Regions from separate parts of the Homo sapiens genome. Here all the other regions are linked to region 2. Evidence: chromatin contacts called from ENCODE Hi-C data. All regions are on one chromosome and are shown on one strand. The core of a region is the stretch at or near the end of the contact, and the rest is flanking DNA. Distances in the headings are between cores, read along the strand shown. Region 1 overlaps GALNT2 (polypeptide N-acetylgalactosaminyltransferase 2). Region 2 holds the start of LINC01682 (long intergenic non-protein coding RNA 1682). Region 3 has its middle 130 kb from the start of PGBD5.

What was found. Hi-C counts contacts between places; a loop is a spot of excess contacts on that map. Pooled maps may share reads with other maps.
Region 1: a map of gastrocnemius medialis shows a loop between it and region 2 (4-fold over the local background). The contact joins the enhancer-like site here to the promoter of LINC01682 in region 2. A Hi-C loop is called at or near these places in 3 of 168 maps with a recorded cell type or tissue (gastrocnemius medialis, left cardiac atrium and psoas muscle) and 3 of 50 pooled maps.
Region 3: a map of gastrocnemius medialis shows a loop between it and region 2 (3-fold over the local background). The contact joins the enhancer-like site here to the promoter of LINC01682 in region 2. A Hi-C loop is called at or near these places in 5 of 168 maps with a recorded cell type or tissue (MCF 10A, endothelial cell of umbilical vein, gastrocnemius medialis and 2 more), 1 of 37 single-sample maps with no recorded cell type and 7 of 50 pooled maps.

What each region holds. Positions count from the first base shown.
Region 1 is chr1:230,213,952-230,216,651 of GRCh38, forward strand. All of the region lies in intron 3 of GALNT2 (polypeptide N-acetylgalactosaminyltransferase 2), which reads left to right. Among named protein-coding and RNA genes, the nearest start is that of GALNT2, 150 kb to the left of the region's middle. Within about 2 kb of position 1,305, at least 22 of the 41 ENCODE cell types and tissues checked have a DNase peak (open chromatin) inside an H3K27ac peak, as active enhancers do; they include gastrocnemius medialis and psoas muscle, where a contact is called at or near this core.
Region 2 is chr1:229,884,419-229,887,118 of GRCh38, forward strand. It overlaps LINC01682 (long intergenic non-protein coding RNA 1682), which reads right to left and starts at 1,400. Exons shown (of 2, transcript NR_146476.1): 1 at 1,122-1,400.
Region 3 is chr1:230,298,346-230,301,045 of GRCh38, forward strand. No RefSeq gene overlaps it. Among named protein-coding and RNA genes, the nearest start is that of PGBD5, 130 kb to the right of the region's middle. Within about 2 kb of position 1,451, at least 5 of the 41 ENCODE cell types and tissues checked have a DNase peak (open chromatin) inside an H3K27ac peak, as active enhancers do.

The DNA of each region.
Region 1 (2,700 bases), core at 55-2,554, 330 kb after region 2:
TGATTTATTCACATATTTATATTCCCATTGCTCCTCATTTCTTATATTTCTATTTTTCTACCTAAGACCATATTCCTTCTGTATTTCATTAGTATTTCTATTAGTCCCAGTATGTTGGCAATGAATTGTATCCTTTTGTTTGTCTGAAAACATCTTAACTTTACTTTTTTTTTTTTTTGAGACGGAGTCTCGCTCATGTTGCCCAGGCTGGAGTGCAGTGGTGTGATCTAAGCTCACTGCAACCTCCGCCTCCCCAGTTCAAGTGATTCTCCTGCCTCAGCTTCCCAAGTAACTGGGATTACAGGCACCCACCACCATACCTGGCCAATTTTGTATTTTTAGTAGAGACTAGGCTTCACCATGTTGGCCAGGCCGGTCTTGAACTCCTGACCTCAAGCCATCTGCCCACCCCAGCCTCCCAAAGTGCTGGGATTACAGGTGTGAGCCACCACGCCCGGCTTACTTTTGTTTTTGAAGAGTCTTTTCACTGACTGTGAAATTCTGGGTTGACAGTGACTGTCAGCACCTTTACGTTGTCTTTCAGTTGTCTTCTGTTTTTTGTTGTTTCTGGCGAAATGTCTACCGTTAGTCTTGTTCTTTTTGAAGACATTTGACTTTTCCTTCCAGCTGCCTTTTCAGATATTTCTTTTTTTCAGCAATTTTGCCATAATATGCCTAGCAGTTGTTTTCCTTGTGCTGAACCTGTTTGGGATTTGTGGAATTTCCTGACTCTTGAGCTTCATGCCTTGTCAGTTTTGCCATGCTGCAGTTCTGTCTCCTCTTCCTCTGAGACCCTAATTTCATCTTTGTTAGATAATTCTGCGTTTCCTCTGTCCCTCATAAGCTCTTTTCTGTACTTTTTATTCTTTTTGATTCCCTGTGTCTCAGTCTGGATATATTTCTGTTGGCCTGCTTCCTGTTCATTGATCCTTTCCTCTGCTCTGTCTAGTCTGCTTTTAAATCCACTGCTGAATTCTTCATTTCAGTGATTGTGTTTTGTTGTGTATGAATAAATACCGAGATATTTCAGGGCTCTCACTGACTTTTTCCTCCAAAGAGGATTTAGTTTTGTTCTCTGGCAGGCAGTTAAAATAGGGCAGGTCACCTTAATCAAGTCTGGAATTGAGCTGGTATAAAGCTGGGTTTCGGTCTTTTGTGAGAGAGCTGGTGAGTTTCCAGTTCTCTTTTGCCACTAGGAAGTAGCCCTGTGGGATTCGACCTGGAAGTCTGGGATATGTATCAGAGCCCAGTTTCCTCAGCAAGCCCTGAAGTCCATTTCTGGCCTCCACAGCTCCACAGCACCTCCAGAAGCTTTCACTTGGCTCTGCACCTACAAGACCATCGCTTCTGCTCGGCTCAGTCGGCCGTTTGGCTCTATGCCGTTTGAGGGGAAGAGGATCAGAGAATGTTGGCCTTCCTCTCTAGGTGCTTCTCCTTTCTGGAAACCTGACCTCACACCTGGCTGCTTTGCTAGCTCTCTAGTGCCTTCAAATAGATTCTTCAGTGTATTTCATCCCGAATTTCTGGTTGCTTTTAGTGAGTAGGTTGGTCTACAGCAAGGAACTTTACTGTCACTGGAAGCAGGAAAAACACCTGAGTGTTTTATTTGGAATTCAAATCCACTCTGAATTTGGCAGTTTATAAATTTTGCCCTGAGCAATAATGTCTATCTCGAAGGAGAGTAAATGGAAATACAGGCTTGAAGTTGGGATGTGTTGCTTTTATTAATAGCTCAACCAGCTGTTAGCTCCCAGACTGAGGTTAAAATAATCTCTGTAAACCCTGGGTTTCTTATCTGTAAAACAATAATCATGCTTGCCTGGCCTGTCTTACAGCATTTTTATTAGGCTCAGATGTACACATAAACTACATACATTAATTACACAAATTCAGGACATTAATATAGTGACTAGTGGCTTGTATATATATCAGCTTTAAGTAAAGAATGAACTGTTATTTTGTTACACTTTGCTCTCAAAATGTGTGTGACATGGCTGGCAGACTTTCAGCTTCCAGTATGTGAATGCCTCTGTCACACTGAGATGGTATTGGATTGTTTTATCATAGAACCAAAAACAGTTGTGGAAATAGCTGTGAAGCAGTGATCCTACCTATTTCAGAAAGAAATTAGACCAGGAAAAATGGAGTCAACAGAGTTTTGCTTGATAAATGAGATCAATCTTCGAGTCCTAACAAACTGTCCTACTTCAACTATCCATTTAAAACCCATCACTTTGCCCCCCGTCGTGGAACCATGAAACTGAAAGAACAACTTTCTTTTTCAGTGGAAGGGTTTTGTATATTTTAGGAAACAGTCAAAATACTGTAAAATTTATTTTAACTTTTTTTGTCATTTAGGCTACGTATTTCACTTGAATATGGTTTCGGAGATTACTTGTGATGTTTCTAATGAACTTAAAAGAAGCAGCATTGTCAGTTTATGGTACATTCATTATTAAGTCAAAACACCGATCTGTTCACTGGTGTAACTGACAATTCACATATACTTTGGAGTTGTCTCACCCCGTTGCCCAAGCTGGAGTACAGAGATGTGATCATAGCTCACCGTAACAAACTCCTGGGCTCAAGCCATCCCCCTGAGTAGCTAAGACTACAGGTGTGCGCCACTGTACTCAGCTGATTTAAAAAATTGTTTAGTAGAGATGGGGTGTTGCTATGTTGCCCACACTGGCCTCAAAC
Region 2 (2,700 bases), core at 150-2,649:
AATATTTTTGCTTTGGAACGCATCAAAAGGATACAATGTTGGGATTAGCACCTAAATAATCAGGGGACAGGCAGAGTATATGGGACCCCAGTAGAAACTAGAGTGGCCATTAGTTGATAACGGCCAAAACTGAGTGATGAGCAAATCGGGTTAATTTTACTATTTTCTCTGCGTACTAAGCATTGCGGGAGGGACTGAGTAAAGTGTCTCTAAAAGGGACATAAGTATTGTCTTTTTCCCAAACAGTCAGCAGAGCTGTTGCCATCAAGCATTATGAAATGTGGGAAGCAAAGGGCTGGAAGAATCTCGAAAAGTCGAATCTCCCCACTGCATGCTGGCATCATCACCATAACCACTCTCATCGAGAGGATCATCTGTTGGGGGCAGGATTTGCTCTTTTCCTGGGCTTACTAAATAACCAGCAGAGGGAAACACACAAGAAAGTTTGGCACATTGGATGTTTCCTCAGGCTCAGCACAACCAGCTCCACCTGCCCAACATCACACGAAGAGAGTCAACACTGCAGGACCTGACACAGGCAGGGGCCAGCCACCCTGGTGTTGGCAAGCAGCCCACCCAGGAGACAGAACTCCAGGTCTGCCTGATGGTTCACATCATGTGCAGGGCCAGCGGGGGGCAGTGGCAGCAGAGCATACAAACACACTGACTTTGGGGAGGTGCAGACTTAGCACCAAGTCTGATTTGGTCATTGCTGCGGGCAGGTTGTCAAATCTCTGGGAGCCTCCATTTTCTTACCTGTAAAATGAAAATAATAATACAGTTGAGCATCCCTACTCTAGAAATCCGAAATCGAAAATGCTCCAAAATCCAAAACTTTTTGAGCATCAACATGACACCACCAGTGGAAAATTCCAACCTGGTTTCATGTGACAGGTTATAGTCACAACTATGTTTCATGCACTAAAGTATTTAAAATATTACACAAAATCACTTTTGGGCTATGTGCTGCATATAAGGTGTATATGAAACATAAATGAATTTCATGTTTGGACTTCAGTCCCATCCCCAAGATATCTCATTATATATACGCAAATATTCCAAAATCTGAAAAAATCCAAAACACTTGTGGACCCAAGCATGTCGGATAAGGGATATTCCACCTGTAATACTGCTGGTGTCCTGGCTTGGGAGGATTTCTGGAGGTGGTGCACAGGAAGCATTTAGCAGAGGGTCTCATGCATGAGGAATGGGAGTTATTCTTCTTATGGAATCTGCTCTCTGGCTCTCGGGCCTCCCTGGAGCAGAGGCTGCCCAGTCTCTGTCTGCAGCCCCATCTTCCACTTCAGTGTGCTCCAGCTTCAGTGTGCTCCAGCGGACTCTGGGGCCCAGAGCTGCATCTCTTTGCCTGAAGCCTTTCTCTGTAGCCACAGAAGGTCATTCTGCCCTCAGGCAAGGCAGTCCAGGAGGAGAATTAATGAGAGAAGCAATCTTTGAATCCTGCACGGAAACACTGAAGCTTCTCCCACCCACAAGGTATGTGTGTTCTGCTGGCTTCCAGCTCCCTGTGGCATTAGGCTCCTGTTACCCACAGCCATGGCTGCTGTGATAACACACCCTGTACCGGCCACATCCCCTTTCCTGTCTCATTTCACTACTCCCCTAATGATGTTTTCCTTTACCTCCCAAGGAAGCAACATGTGCTTGTGTCCTTTCCCAGGGATTGCTTCTGGGGGTAACTCAAACTAAGGCATTGCCCACTACCCGCCACGTTCTCCCGATTTCTTCAGCATCTCAGGCTCCTCACTCAAGCTGACTTCAGATCTCATGTCTCCCTCCTCCTGCCCTTTTGGTGGTGGCCGCTGTGTGCCATGGCCAGATATCCAGTGGAGGCCCCTCATCACAGCTGTGGCAGATGTGAACTGCGTGTCCCTGCCTTAGGTGCAGCCTGCGTGGGGTTCCCCACCACGGTCTAAAGCCTCTGAGGTGCTCCCTGCATTCCTGCAGGTAGGCTGAGTTTCTTGAAGAAATGGGGAATGTGCTTCTTTCCCCCAGCTCCGTCATCTGGATTCTAAAGCAGCCCACTTGGACCCAGCCCAGACCAACCCTACAGTCTCCTGTGGTGCTAGCTGGCTCAATAATGTATCTTTATTTGCCCCATCCACCTCCCAAATAAATCACTGTGCTCAAATCTTTGCCTTGGGATCTGCTTTGGGGGCCCCCCAAACTAAGACAGCTAGAGTTTGAAGGGGTCTTGGTAGCAGAGTTTTGTGGGATTCTGCTCTTGGATCCTTTGCTGCTCAGAGGGCAACAAGGCCCCGGTTTTCGGTGGTAAGTGGGTGGTGATGACCCCTTGGCATGCATCGTGACTGTTAAGAATGTCTTCACTTGGTGAATAAGCTACTGCAGCTCCACCCAGTAAGCAGCCGGAATGCCAGGGTGGATGCGGGTCTTTGGTACACTGCTCTCTGATGCTGCGGCTAGGAATTCCCACCTACCACATTTCTGCCCTGCCAGTGGCTCCCAGTTAGGCTCTGGGGCGGGGGGCAACGGGAAGCTGGAGGAAAACTGGAGGCTAGAGAAGAAAGAAGGGACATGCTCCTTCTCATCTCCTCCCTTCCTCTGGTGTCAGGCTCATCCCAGCAATGATGCATCACCTTTGCACTCACAACACTTGGTTCCAATAGCAACAATTGGTTCCAGTTAATGGCTTTGCCCAAACCAGCTTCATGGCACCCCTCA
Region 3 (2,700 bases), core at 201-2,700, 410 kb after region 2:
AAGAAGACATTTATGAAGCCAAAAGACACATGAAAAAATGCTCATCATCACTGGCCATCAGAGAAATGCAAATCAAAACCACAATGAGATACCATCTCACACCAGTTAGAATAGCAATCATTAAAAAGTCAGGAAACAACAGGTGCTGGAGAGGATGTGGAGAAATAGGAACACTTTTACACTGTTGGTGGGACTGTAAACGAGTTCAACCATTGTGGAAGTCAGTGTGGCGATTCCTCAGGGATCTAGAACTAGAAATACCATTTGACCCAGCCATCCCATTACTGGGTATATATCCAAAGGACTATAAATCATGCTGCTATAAAGACACATGCACACGTATGTTTATTGCGGCACTACTCACAATAGCAAAGACTTGGAACCAACCCAAATGTCCAACAATGATAGACTGGATTAAGAAAATGTTGCACATATACACCATGGAATACTATGCAGCCATAAAAAACGATGAGTTCACGTCCTTTGTAGGGACATGGATGAAATTGGAAATCAACATTCTCAGTAAACTATCTCAAGGACAAAAAACCAAACACCACATGTTCTCACTCATAGGTGGGAATTGAACAGTGAGAACACATGGACACAGGAAGGGGAACATCACACTCTGGGGACTGTTGTGGGGTGGGGGGAGCGGGGAGGGATAGCATTAGGAGATATACCTAATGCTAAATGACGAGTTAATGGGTGCAGCACCCCAGCATGGCACATGTATACATATGTAACTAACCTGCACATTGTGCACATGTACCCTAAAACTTAAAGTATAATAATAATTAAAAAAAAAAAGATAAAGAACCCAGGGCTCAAGGGGAACCCACGATTGCTCAAGATCATCGTCAATAACAGAGCTTGGTGGAAATTCACAAGTACTGACTCCACGGCCAGAGATCGTCTCTCCACTGGAGAGCGACTTCCTCCCTCTGGGTATGTGGCCTGTCAGTTTGACAACCAGGCCCTGCCTCCACTCCTTTAAATGCAGGGTCAGCCTGAGGGAGGGAAGAGGCAGAAAAAGGGCCCAGAGGTGCCAGATCTTCCTACAGTGGCCCTGTGCCAGGCCGTTCACCCAGAGGGAGGGTCTGCCTTCCATGTGCATCCCAACTGTCCTTTCTTTCTGTGTCTCCACCCTGGCTGTGAGGCTCTTCCCAGCAGACAGATCACAATGGACCTGTCCCTGTTATGATCCTTTGTTTGGTGACAGATAAACTGGGCAAAGTCTAAAGGCTGCCCCTGAGACAGTACTCACGATTACAATGATTTTTCCAGCCGCGTCATCCTTTTAAACTTTCATTTGACTTCCTGTTCCTCACGAGCACAGGGAGAAATGAGGGCTCCGTTCCTTGAACCAGAAACACAAAAGGGAGTTCTCCAAGCTGATCTGTGCCTGTGCATTTGGCAAGGACAAAAGCAGATGCTCTGATGTGACTGTTTCCTGGTTCTTCCTCTTTGCATTGAAACCTGCTCTCTCCGCTCTTCGGCAAATTCGCCCCGAGGAAGTAAGGTGCTGGGCACCTGTCACCACTGTATTGACTTGAAACTCCTGAATGTGCCCACTGCCCTCAGAATCCCTCCGGGGCCTGAAATCACCTCCATATTGATTTCTTGTTGCTGCTGTAACAAATGACCTCCAACTTGGTGGCTGCAACAACACAAATGTAGTACCTTACAGCTCTGGAGGTCAGAAGTCTGACACGGCCTCCCTGGGCGAAAGTAAAGGTGTCTGTAGGGCTGCAGTCCTTTCTGGAGGCTCTGAGGGAGGATTCCACTTCACACTGTGCCCAGCTTTTAGAGGTGTCCATGCCCCTTGGCTTACATCCCCCCATCCATCATCAAAGCCAGCAACGTTGCACCTCCTGCGTTCTTCACAGCCGTGTCTCCGCTGTAAACACAGCTGGGAAAGGTTCTCACTCACAAGGACCCTTGTGATGACACTGCACCCACAGGATATTCCAGGGTCCTCTCCCTGCCTCACAGACAGCTGATTGCAACCTGAACTCCTCTGCTACCTGAATTCCTGTTTGCTGTGAAAAGTAACATAGGCTTAGGTCCTGGGGATTAGGAGGTGAGCCTCTTTGTTTCGGGGTCGGGGCTCCTCGTTCTGCCCACCACACCTCCCATTAAGGCTTGCCATCATGATGGGCCATTACTGAAATGAGGGTGTTACCTGGGCAGTCGGGGTTTAAGGCCATCCCCACCACTGCGCACCAGCCCGCTGATCATGAGCACGGTGCTGGTCATAGTTTTTGAGACAGGGAGGTCCTAGAAGGCTCCAACAGCAGGAAAGGTAGGTTTCTCTAGCACTCATGGGTGGATGCCTTAGAAATAAGAGAGAAACAAACAGCCTCTGGGCCTTGAGAGGTTTAGATTTCCCATTTGAAGCAGAGGTGGTGTGGAGGGGAGGGCCGGGGCCAGCACCTGTTCAGAAAATGCATTCCCCAGAGATGGAAGCAGGTGACAGTGTTCTCACATTAGTTGTGCTGAGAGAAAAAGTCCTTCGTTCAGCTGCGCCCAAGGCTTTATTCACAGACTCCCGTCTCTCCCAGGGGTGCTGGAAAGACCTTGGGGACCTCCTCACCCTTCTTGCTGGAAGATGCCCGTACCGCAGCGCACGAGACCCCAGCTTTTCCGGGGCGGCTGCACTGTCAACTCAATGCCTAGCAAGGATGCGTCCGGCTGGGCATA